3 separate regions of the Mus musculus genome follow, and all the other regions are linked to region 3. Evidence: chromatin contacts called from ENCODE Hi-C or POLR2A ChIA-PET data. All regions are on one chromosome and are shown on one strand. The core of a region is the stretch at or near the end of the contact, and the rest is flanking DNA. Distances in the headings are between cores, read along the strand shown. Region 1 holds the start of Nsd1 (nuclear receptor-binding SET-domain protein 1). Region 2 has its middle 19 kb from the start of Nsd1. Region 3 holds the start of Zfp346 (zinc finger protein 346).

Region 1 (2,961 bases), core at 157-2,656, 100 kb after region 3:
GGATTTGTTCTCATATGTCTGCAGGTGAGGTGTGCAGGCCCAGAAGAGATTCTTGAGTTATAATCAGTAGAGAAGAGCTAGGTCTACACCCCAGAACCCAATCCTACAGGAAAGCAGCCCCGTCTCACTTGAGGATTCAGTATCCTTCTGAATATAGAAGCTCAGCTCCATAAGCACTCTGGTTGTGTCACTGTGGTAGACAGTTTTATAGTAGGAGGAAGGGAGGACCCCCAGGGGTTACCTAGGGAAGTCTGATATTTCCCTGGGGTCTCAGTCTTGTTTCTGTCAGTAACTAGGTCATCCTGAATGGGGGTGAGGGGGAGGTAGGAGGTTAAGGAGAGGGTCCTGCAGAGCAGTAATGTGCTTACATCAGCTAGTCTCTCTCGGTACCCTTTTTTCCCTGAGGCCACAGGTTGCCTGGCACACTAGCTCCCATTTTGCTTCCCCAGAGCCTGGTGCATTGCCTAGACTGCAGGAAACGGTTGCTGAAGGAAGCAATGAGTTACATTTCAGTATTTGTCAAATATGTCTGTAATTGTTAAGGACAGAGTGTTAGCCTGTTTCAGGATCCTCCCAGATGCCTGTGTCTTGGAGGCCACAGATGAGGAAACAGAGGTTTGGGACTGAAAGATAACTTCTTCAAGGCCCTCCAGTGGCAGTTCCAAGTACCTCAAAATGGCTAGGCACTGGGAAGGGCTGTGGAGTGATTAGCATTGGGGTAACTGCCAGTTAGAAATGACAGGCTCAAATGATTACTTGTGAAAAAGGATCCAGTGAGAGCTTTCCTATTGAATTGCCCGAAGGTGTTAGCAGGAGTTATTCCTTCGTAGAACAAAAGACCGGGTCTCCATGGGAGAGGGCCCCAGTTTTTTTCCGGCTAGTTTTAGCGCAGGGAAAGATGCCAGTCAACTTTGCATCTGGAAACTCCTTTAAACTAACCCGAGGGACCTGAGGTCACAGTAGCCTCTTCACTCTTGCTTCCGCCGGGCACCTTCTCTCAGGAAACCCACTTGCCCTCTTGGCAGGGCCAGGGCTCCAGCATTACTGATGGTATGCTGAAGGCTTAGCTCTGAGCCTCCTTTAATGGACTGTGGGTCTTGGACAGCAAGCAGCTGGAAGCATCCTAAGCCGCTGCTTGCTGGACACAGTCACGAGGTGAAGGGCAGGGAAGGATGGAGTTTGGCCCAACCATTGCAGATCCCCAACCGGTACAGATACTTGGCAGGGGAACGCCAAAAGTGCCTGTTCTCCCAGGTGGGGGTCTAGTTACCAGAGGGCCCTCGGTAAACACTCTACTGGGGCAATAACTATGCACATTTACTAAGCCTCTGGAGGAATGGTGGTCACGTGGCCATCGAGGGCGGCGCCCTCGGCTTTAAAATGAACTCCAAATCACCGAAGGCTTTCTGGAAGAGGCGGGAATTCTCGGGGCCGTCCAATATGGCTTTCTCTCAACAACAAGGATGCGCTTAACGCTCTAGGGACCAAGTCATGCCTGAGGTGAGCTTCTTGCGGTGAAGCAAACCCAGGAAGCAGCAGGGTCCGGGAAGGGAGAAGTGCCTCAGGGGACTGGAGTGGCTGGACCAGGCCTGGTCCAGTCCCTGACCTTCCACTGTCTTTGAGGAATGGACGCGCTACAGCCCTACGAGGTCAGGGCGGCGGGGTCCTGGTGCTAAGTGCGCGCCAGCAGGACCCCGTCCTCCTAACGCAGAGCCTTCCTAGGCCGGGGGTTTGCGCCTTTCATGCTTGGCCAGCCCGTCCAGCCTGTCGGCCGTCCCTGTGCAGTCGCGCAGGGGTCCCGATGCCTGGGCCTCAGGGGCGAAGCGCGCTCGAGAGGGCCATCTGCCTGGGTGTGGAGAACTGCAGCGTCCGCGGTGCGAGGCGCTGCCCCTCCCGGCCCCCGGCCCCGCGCGCCCGCACCTCTCCAAGGCCGCCAGCGCCCGCAGCCCCGGGGCCGCCGTGCCAGGCCCAGACCCAGACCCACACTAGGCGCTGGAGGCGGTGCAGGGATTAGTGGACCCCTCCCCCCGAGCTCCCCTCGCCCCGCCCGGGGCAGCGAAGACCCCTGGGCCCGAGGGTGACCGAGGAGCTTCGTCCCCGCGGGGTCTGGACCGGGGGCTCGGCCTCGCTGGGCGGGGGCTGCACGGCGACAGGCCGAGGTGCGGGCGCGCCGTTAGGCTGTGTCCCAGAGGCCGGGGTGTGGGGCGTGGGCTCAGGGCTGCGGGGTCTCTCGGCCTCAGGCCCGGGTTGAGGCCACGGTCCTGCGGCCAGTACCCCGGGGCGGGTCACCCGACCCTGCTCCCCGGAGCCGCTCACCCCGCACGGCCCGGCCTGGGGAGGGAGAGGGAAGGGAAGGGGTGGTGGGTGAGGGGCCGTGGGGACCGCAGGGCCGAGTCCCCGGCCCGCCCGCACGCGCTGCTCCAGGGCGGCTGCCCCAGGCTCCCGGGAGGAGCCAATCCCCTGCCTCGCGGGCGTCGAGCCTGCGGCCGAAAGGGAGTCCCAGGGCTGTAGAGGCTTGGCTCGGGGAGGCAGACCCGAGCTGCTGCTGCCTCCATTTTGTTTCCTGTTCAGCTTGGTCTGTAGTGGTGGTGGTGGTGTGGGTTTGGGGTGCGGCTGGGCAAGGGGGTTCCCCTGCGGCCACGTCTGCTCGGGGCCTGGGGCCTCGAAGACCCCCATGCCAAACCCCCCAGGTGAGCCCTACAGCGAGACGGGGGTAGCCTCGGCCTCGGGTCGAAACCAGCGGGGCTGAGGGCAGGTGCCCAGTGGATGGGGAGCCCGGGCTGGAACCTAAGATGGAGGCCGGGGCTGACGCGGGCCTGAGAGCAAGGCCGGCGGGCCAGGCCTCAGCCAGGCACCATGGTGGCTCCGGGGTTGGGGTTCAGGATGACTGGGGTGCAGTTAGCCGTGTGCAACCAGGGGCTGGCGCGGCGCCCCGAGGTAGGTGAAAGGATCGTCATGCCA
Region 2 (2,723 bases), core at 101-2,600, 85 kb after region 3:
CTCCTCTACCCTGTGCTAAGGTGTATGAGTTTCGACCCCAGAGCTCTGTGTGCTTCCATGTTGCTGCTTTATTTCGACCCCAGAGCTCTGGTCTGTGTGCTTTCATGTTGCTGCCTTATTAAATCTTGCCTTCTACATTTTATGTATGGTCTCAGTGTCTTCTTGGGTACGCGGCTGTCCCGGGACTTGAGTGTCTGAGTGAGGGTCTTCCCTCGAGGGTCTTTCACAGGCACACCAGAAGAGGGCGTCAGATCCCATTACAGATGGTTGTGAGCCACCATGTGGTTGCTGGGATTTGAACTCAGAACCTCTGGAAGAGCAGTCAGTGAGTGCTCTTACCTGCTGAGCCATCACACCAGCACCCCCCAACCCCAAAGGATTCTTTATCATGTATTTACTACACTCACTGTGCTTTTTACAAGAGGCCAAAATATTCAAGCAACTAACATGCCCCGTAAATATGTATTTAGATATATGAAACAGGAACACAGCTTTAACTGAGGATGGCTCCCAGGACCCAGAGCATGCTAGATGAGCGCTACAGAGCTGAACTACACACCCAGTCCCCAATACTTACTTACTAAATGTATGGCTTACATTGAACCTGTAGCCGTGAAACATACATTCAGGCAAATCTGGGATAGAGTGAGCTCAGGCGTTGCTCCTCCGTGGTTTAGGAGGAGCAAAAGTAGATGAGGACCCCACCCCCACCCCCAGGAAAAGGACACGCTGCGTCTGGCTGTCTGGGAGAGCACAGAAGTGTCGAAGGGAGGTCACGGTGGGGAAAGTGAAGGCAGGCCAATTTCATGGAAACATCACCTAAGAAGGGATCAGAAGAAGCCAGGAAGCTCTGGAAACCCCACAGTTTTTATAGTCAGTGTGGCTGGAAGTGAAACAAAGGTTCACAAAGGCCAGCAGATTCACCACAGTAGCACTATCAGAGATCTGGAGCCAGATTACAGCGGGGACAAAGGCCGCCTTGAGGGAAGGGCAGGAGACAGGAAAAGAGGCTGGGCCTGGAGCCGGTTTAAAAAAAAAAAGGGTGGGGTGGAGATTGCGGGAGAAAAGAAAGAGGAGTAAGAGTTGGTACTCTAGCGGAGCAAGAGGCACAAAAACTCAAGGAAGCACGAGGTCGGACAGGAGGAGCCCAGGATCCTCCACTCGGAGCGTTGCTATCAGGGAGTGGCAAATCCAGATAGATTGATGGGCACAGCGACAGCCGGATCCGGGGCGAACTGGTCTGGACAAGAATTGGCAGTCTCTTCCCGACTCCGCCCAGTTTGCAAAGCTCACCTTTTTCCCAAGGCTCTTCATCCCGCACCAACGTCATGGCCTTGGCTGGGGTGGCCGCCGATTGGCCTGTGGCAGCCATGTGACAAAGACGAGTCTTAGCCACCCTCCCCCGAATGCAGTCCCACGTGTGGCCGCTGCGGCCGCGTGGTGTTGTCTGCAGCTTTATCGCGGGTTTGCAGGACGCCCTGCCGGGGAGCTGAGGCTTAGCCTCCCCCGGTCCTGTCCCGCTGACTGGAAGAAGCGTCCCCAAACCTGGTGCCAGGACACTGTGTCCTTTTGCTGAGTCTTACGTGGTTGTCAGTTATGATCCCACCTCTTCACGGATCCAAGGCTGTGAGTGTCTTAAACTGTATTGCGGTACCTCAGGCCTGTAACACCATTGAAAGGATCGTGAACTCAAGACCAGCATTGACCAGACAGTGTGGAGACAGCTCAGCACCAGCATTGATTACACAGGATGGAGACTCTTTAAAAAGAGACGGAAGCGGGGATAAGGAGGGAGGAAAAAGAGAGGGAGAAAAGGTAGTATTTTATATTTTTGGGGTGTGTGGGGGTGGGGACTAGTTCAGCTGCTAAGGGGAGAGCATAAAGTCCTGGGTTCTAGCTGTAGAACCCACCTAAAGAGCTTAGTGATGGCCAGTAATACAGAGTTGGGGTGCTGGCTGTCATTGAGCCCAGGTCCAAGGTGAATGGCCCTGAGGAAAGACTTGGGAGTACTCTGGCCTGCACGAACACGCATAATAAAAATATAAAATAGAAAGAAATCAAAAGGTGGGGTTTTTTGTTTGTTTGTTTGTTTTTGTTTTTTTTTTGTTTGTTTGTTTTTGGTAAGTAGTGTTTTAGGTCTCAGGGTGTGGCTAGGAGCCTACCAGTTATGATTGCCAGCAGTATAAAAAGTAAATAAATAGCATTTTAGAGACTTGGAAGCCAGCACATCTAGCTGAAATGAACTGTCCACCATGTGGCCCAGGGCAGATCTTCAGTTTGATTGATCCTCAGATTCCCTATCTATGAAAGAGGATTACCCAGAGCTCCTAAGATGGCTCAGTGGACTAAGGCACTTGCTGCCAATCCTGTGACCTGAATTCACTCCCATATAGTAGAAAGAAGGATCAACTTGTGCATGTCTTCCGACTTCTACAAAGACACAAGCCTGCCCACAAAACCACCGCACTCACATCCACCCATAAAATACATTCATATAGGGGTTTTGTTTTGTTTTGTTTTGTTTTTTGAGACAGGGTTTCACTGTGTAGCCTGGCTGTTCTGGAACTCACTCTGTAGACCAGGCTGGCCTTGAACTCAGAAATTCTGCCTCCCGAGTGCTGGGATTAAATACATGCGCCACCATGCCCGGCCATATAGGGTTTTAAAAGCCAGGGGACTGGAGTGAAGGCTCAGAGGTTAAGAATGCTTGTTCTAGAGGGTGG
Region 3 (2,700 bases), core at 76-2,575:
TATTACAGCAATATAAGACCAGCAGTGCCCTATTTTACCTCATTATCATGTAAAACAGTGTTTTGTTTTGTTTCCTACCGTGTAAAATGGACCAAGATTCCATTTTACAAGCAGCCTGTGTCTCCACCTTGAGGGTAGAAGTAAACTGTATTCCTCAGTGGACCCAAACTCCTATTTGCTCGGCACCACTCATCGGCAGAGATTGATAAACGACTTATTCCTGAGAACAGAGGATGCTACCTCATAAACTTATTGGGAATGAACTGAGAACAAGCCCAAGAACTTATCAGATACTGCAGACCAAGGAGAAGCTCTAACTCTCTCATCCAGACCCCATAAAGTGAAGATGGCTCCCAACACTAGCCTCAAATACATCATGACAATCCTCCTGCCTCAGCCTCCAGAGTGATATAATTACAGGCAGGCACCACATCCAACCTTATTATTGTCTGGGTTTTTGTTTGTTTTGTGGGTGTGTTTTGTTTCGTTGAGAGATGATCTATTATTGGAGCAGAGGTTTGTCTTGAACTCCTGGTCGTCTTGCGTCCTCCAGAGTACTTTGACCACAGCCTTAACTATCTTTTTCTCGAACAATGTCTTTTTTTTCTCAAATGTGCATTTCTCTAACCTTAGTCTCCCAAATTTTGGAATAGCAAGTATGAGCCACCGTGCTCAGCCATTAGTAAGTGCTTCTTAGACAGGGTCTCAGGTAGCCCAGGCTGGCCTCAAGCTCCTAATCTTATATCCTCCACCTCCTGTGTATTGAGATGAAGAGCTGTACCATTATGTCTGCTTTAATAAGCTAAGTAAAACATTTCTAGAATCTGGGTCTTAGGTTCTCTTCCAAAGAAATGGGAGAAATTGCCGGGCATGGTGGTGCATGCCTTTGATCCCAGCACTCGGGAGGCAGAGGCAGGAGGATTTCTGAGTTCGAGGCCAGCCTGGTCTTCAGAGTGAGTTCCAGGACAGCCAGGGCTACACAGAGAAACCCTGTCTCGAAAAACCAAAAAGAAAAAAGAAAAGAAATGGGAGATAATTTTCCACATATAGAAAAAGGAAATGACAAGTGTCCGTCAGTGGCTCACCTTGAGCAAAACTGAGAGCCCTGAGCTAAGAAGTGATCAACATGAACCGTTTTTTTCCAATTCACTGGACTCCTAAGGCGCCAGAGGAACCAAAACAAAATGAGCCTCTGGGCCCCGCCTCCTCTGGGCCCCGCCCCCTCAGGGCCCCGCCCCAGCGGGACTCTGCAGAGCCCAAACTTCGCGAGAGTTGCTGGCCGGGTCAAATCCCCGCCCACCCACTGCTCGTGGTAGCAGGCCGCATGCGCAGCTTCTTAACGGCGCGTCTTGCCGGAAAGATGGAGTGTCCTGCGCCCGATGCTACGGATGCTGCGGACCCTGGAGAAGCCGGACCGTACAAGGGCTCCGAGGAGCCGGAGGGTCGGGAACCGGACGGAGTGCGCTTTGACCGCGAGAGGGCGCGTCGCCTGTGGGAAGCTGTGTCCGGTGCGCAGCCGGCGGGGAGGGAGGAAGGTGAGTCGGGGGCTCCGGGGTTGGCGGCTGGACCGAGGCGGGATGGGATGGCCCTGCCTCCTGTCACTCCCCTGGCGCCCGCCAGCCTCTGCACGACGTTCCGGAGCTGCGAGCTCGCTCTCGCGAAGGGTGCTGGACCTAGTAACTCGTTACCCTGCGGAATTTGTCCGTCCTCCTTTCCAGGGCGTTCACTTGCGAACAGTTTCCCCCCATTCTAGGTCTTGTCCTCTTAGACAGCGACAGGACTTTCCCAGCCTGACTCGTAGGCGAGCCAGCCCCCGTCCCTGTCTGTCTTTAATTCCACAACTCCACATTGCTTCTCTTTCCTCTCAAAGCCCTATGGTTCTGACAGATCCGAATAGCTTTATTTAATTTACTTCATTATTATTACATTTATTTTGCGACGCCTCTCACTGTTCCAACTCGTGGTGGACCTCCTGCCCTCATCCTTCCTAGTGAGAGGGAGGACCAACGTGAGCTCTGGAAGGTCTTCTTGAATCCCAGCTCCTGGGCTTGATGACTGCGTCCTGGTTTGCCATGTTTCTTCCTTGGTAGACTTGGCTGGCCTTGAACTTGCATGGGTCTCCCTGCCTCAGTGTGGGCATCGCTGGCTTGCACCACTATGTCCTTCAAAACCGTATTTCTGTGTCTGTTGCCAACAGCTTTTTCCACTGAGGAGGCCCAGGAGGCGGGGAAGCTTAGGTATTCATCTTGCCTCTGACTGCTTCATCTCACACTCGATGCAGAGTTGTGGAGAACAGTGTATACTCACTCAGGGTGCACTTCTGGGCAGAACCTTACCAGATGGCTCTGTTTGAACCAAAACTGGGTGGGTAACAAGGATACTAGAGGAGTGCAGGGCGAGCTGGCCTCTTTCTCTTTTCAGAGTCCCTTCCCGAGCTAGCTACTTAATACTAACCCAAATGTACAAGAACTGTTATCTGGGTTTCTGTGCTAACCTATCAGGTCCCTGCAGAGAAGTCTTTCCCTGGTTATTTTGCTTGCTGAGCAGACTAATCTTGGGAAGTTTAATGTGTTTGTGAACTGCTTGCCCTGGATAAAATTGGGATTTTTTTTTTTTTTTACCATATTAAAGGGAGATATATTTAAATTTTTAATATGTTTTTATTTTATGTGATGAGTGTTTTGCTTGCATGTATGTGTA

The links. Hi-C counts contacts between places; a loop is a spot of excess contacts on that map. ChIA-PET counts read pairs that join two places held with the same protein, here RNA polymerase II (POLR2A).
Region 1: POLR2A ChIA-PET joins it to region 3 with 18 read pairs in Patski. The contact joins the promoter of Nsd1 here to the promoter of Zfp346 in region 3. POLR2A ChIA-PET finds 5 or more read pairs at or near these places in 3 of 5 experiments (Patski and embryonic stem cell).
Region 2: POLR2A ChIA-PET joins it to region 3 with 40 read pairs in Patski. The contact joins the enhancer-like site here to the promoter of Zfp346 in region 3. A Hi-C loop is called at or near these places in 1 of 37 maps with a recorded cell type or tissue (T-helper 1 cell). POLR2A ChIA-PET finds 5 or more read pairs at or near these places in 4 of 5 experiments (Patski and embryonic stem cell).

What each region holds. Positions count from the first base shown.
Region 1 is chr13:55,208,376-55,211,336 of GRCm38, forward strand. Nsd1 (nuclear receptor-binding SET-domain protein 1) reads left to right here and starts at 1,407. Exons shown (of 23, transcript NM_008739.3): 1 at 1,407-1,500.
Region 2 is chr13:55,189,015-55,191,737 of GRCm38, forward strand. No RefSeq gene overlaps it. Among named protein-coding and RNA genes, the nearest start is that of Nsd1, 19 kb to the right of the region's middle. Within about 2 kb of position 1,351, at least 3 of the 3 ENCODE cell types and tissues checked have a DNase peak (open chromatin) inside an H3K27ac peak, as active enhancers do.
Region 3 is chr13:55,103,984-55,106,683 of GRCm38, forward strand. It overlaps Zfp346 (zinc finger protein 346), which reads left to right and starts at 1,326. Exons shown (of 7, transcript NM_012017.2): 1 at 1,326-1,535. The coding sequence starts at 1,361.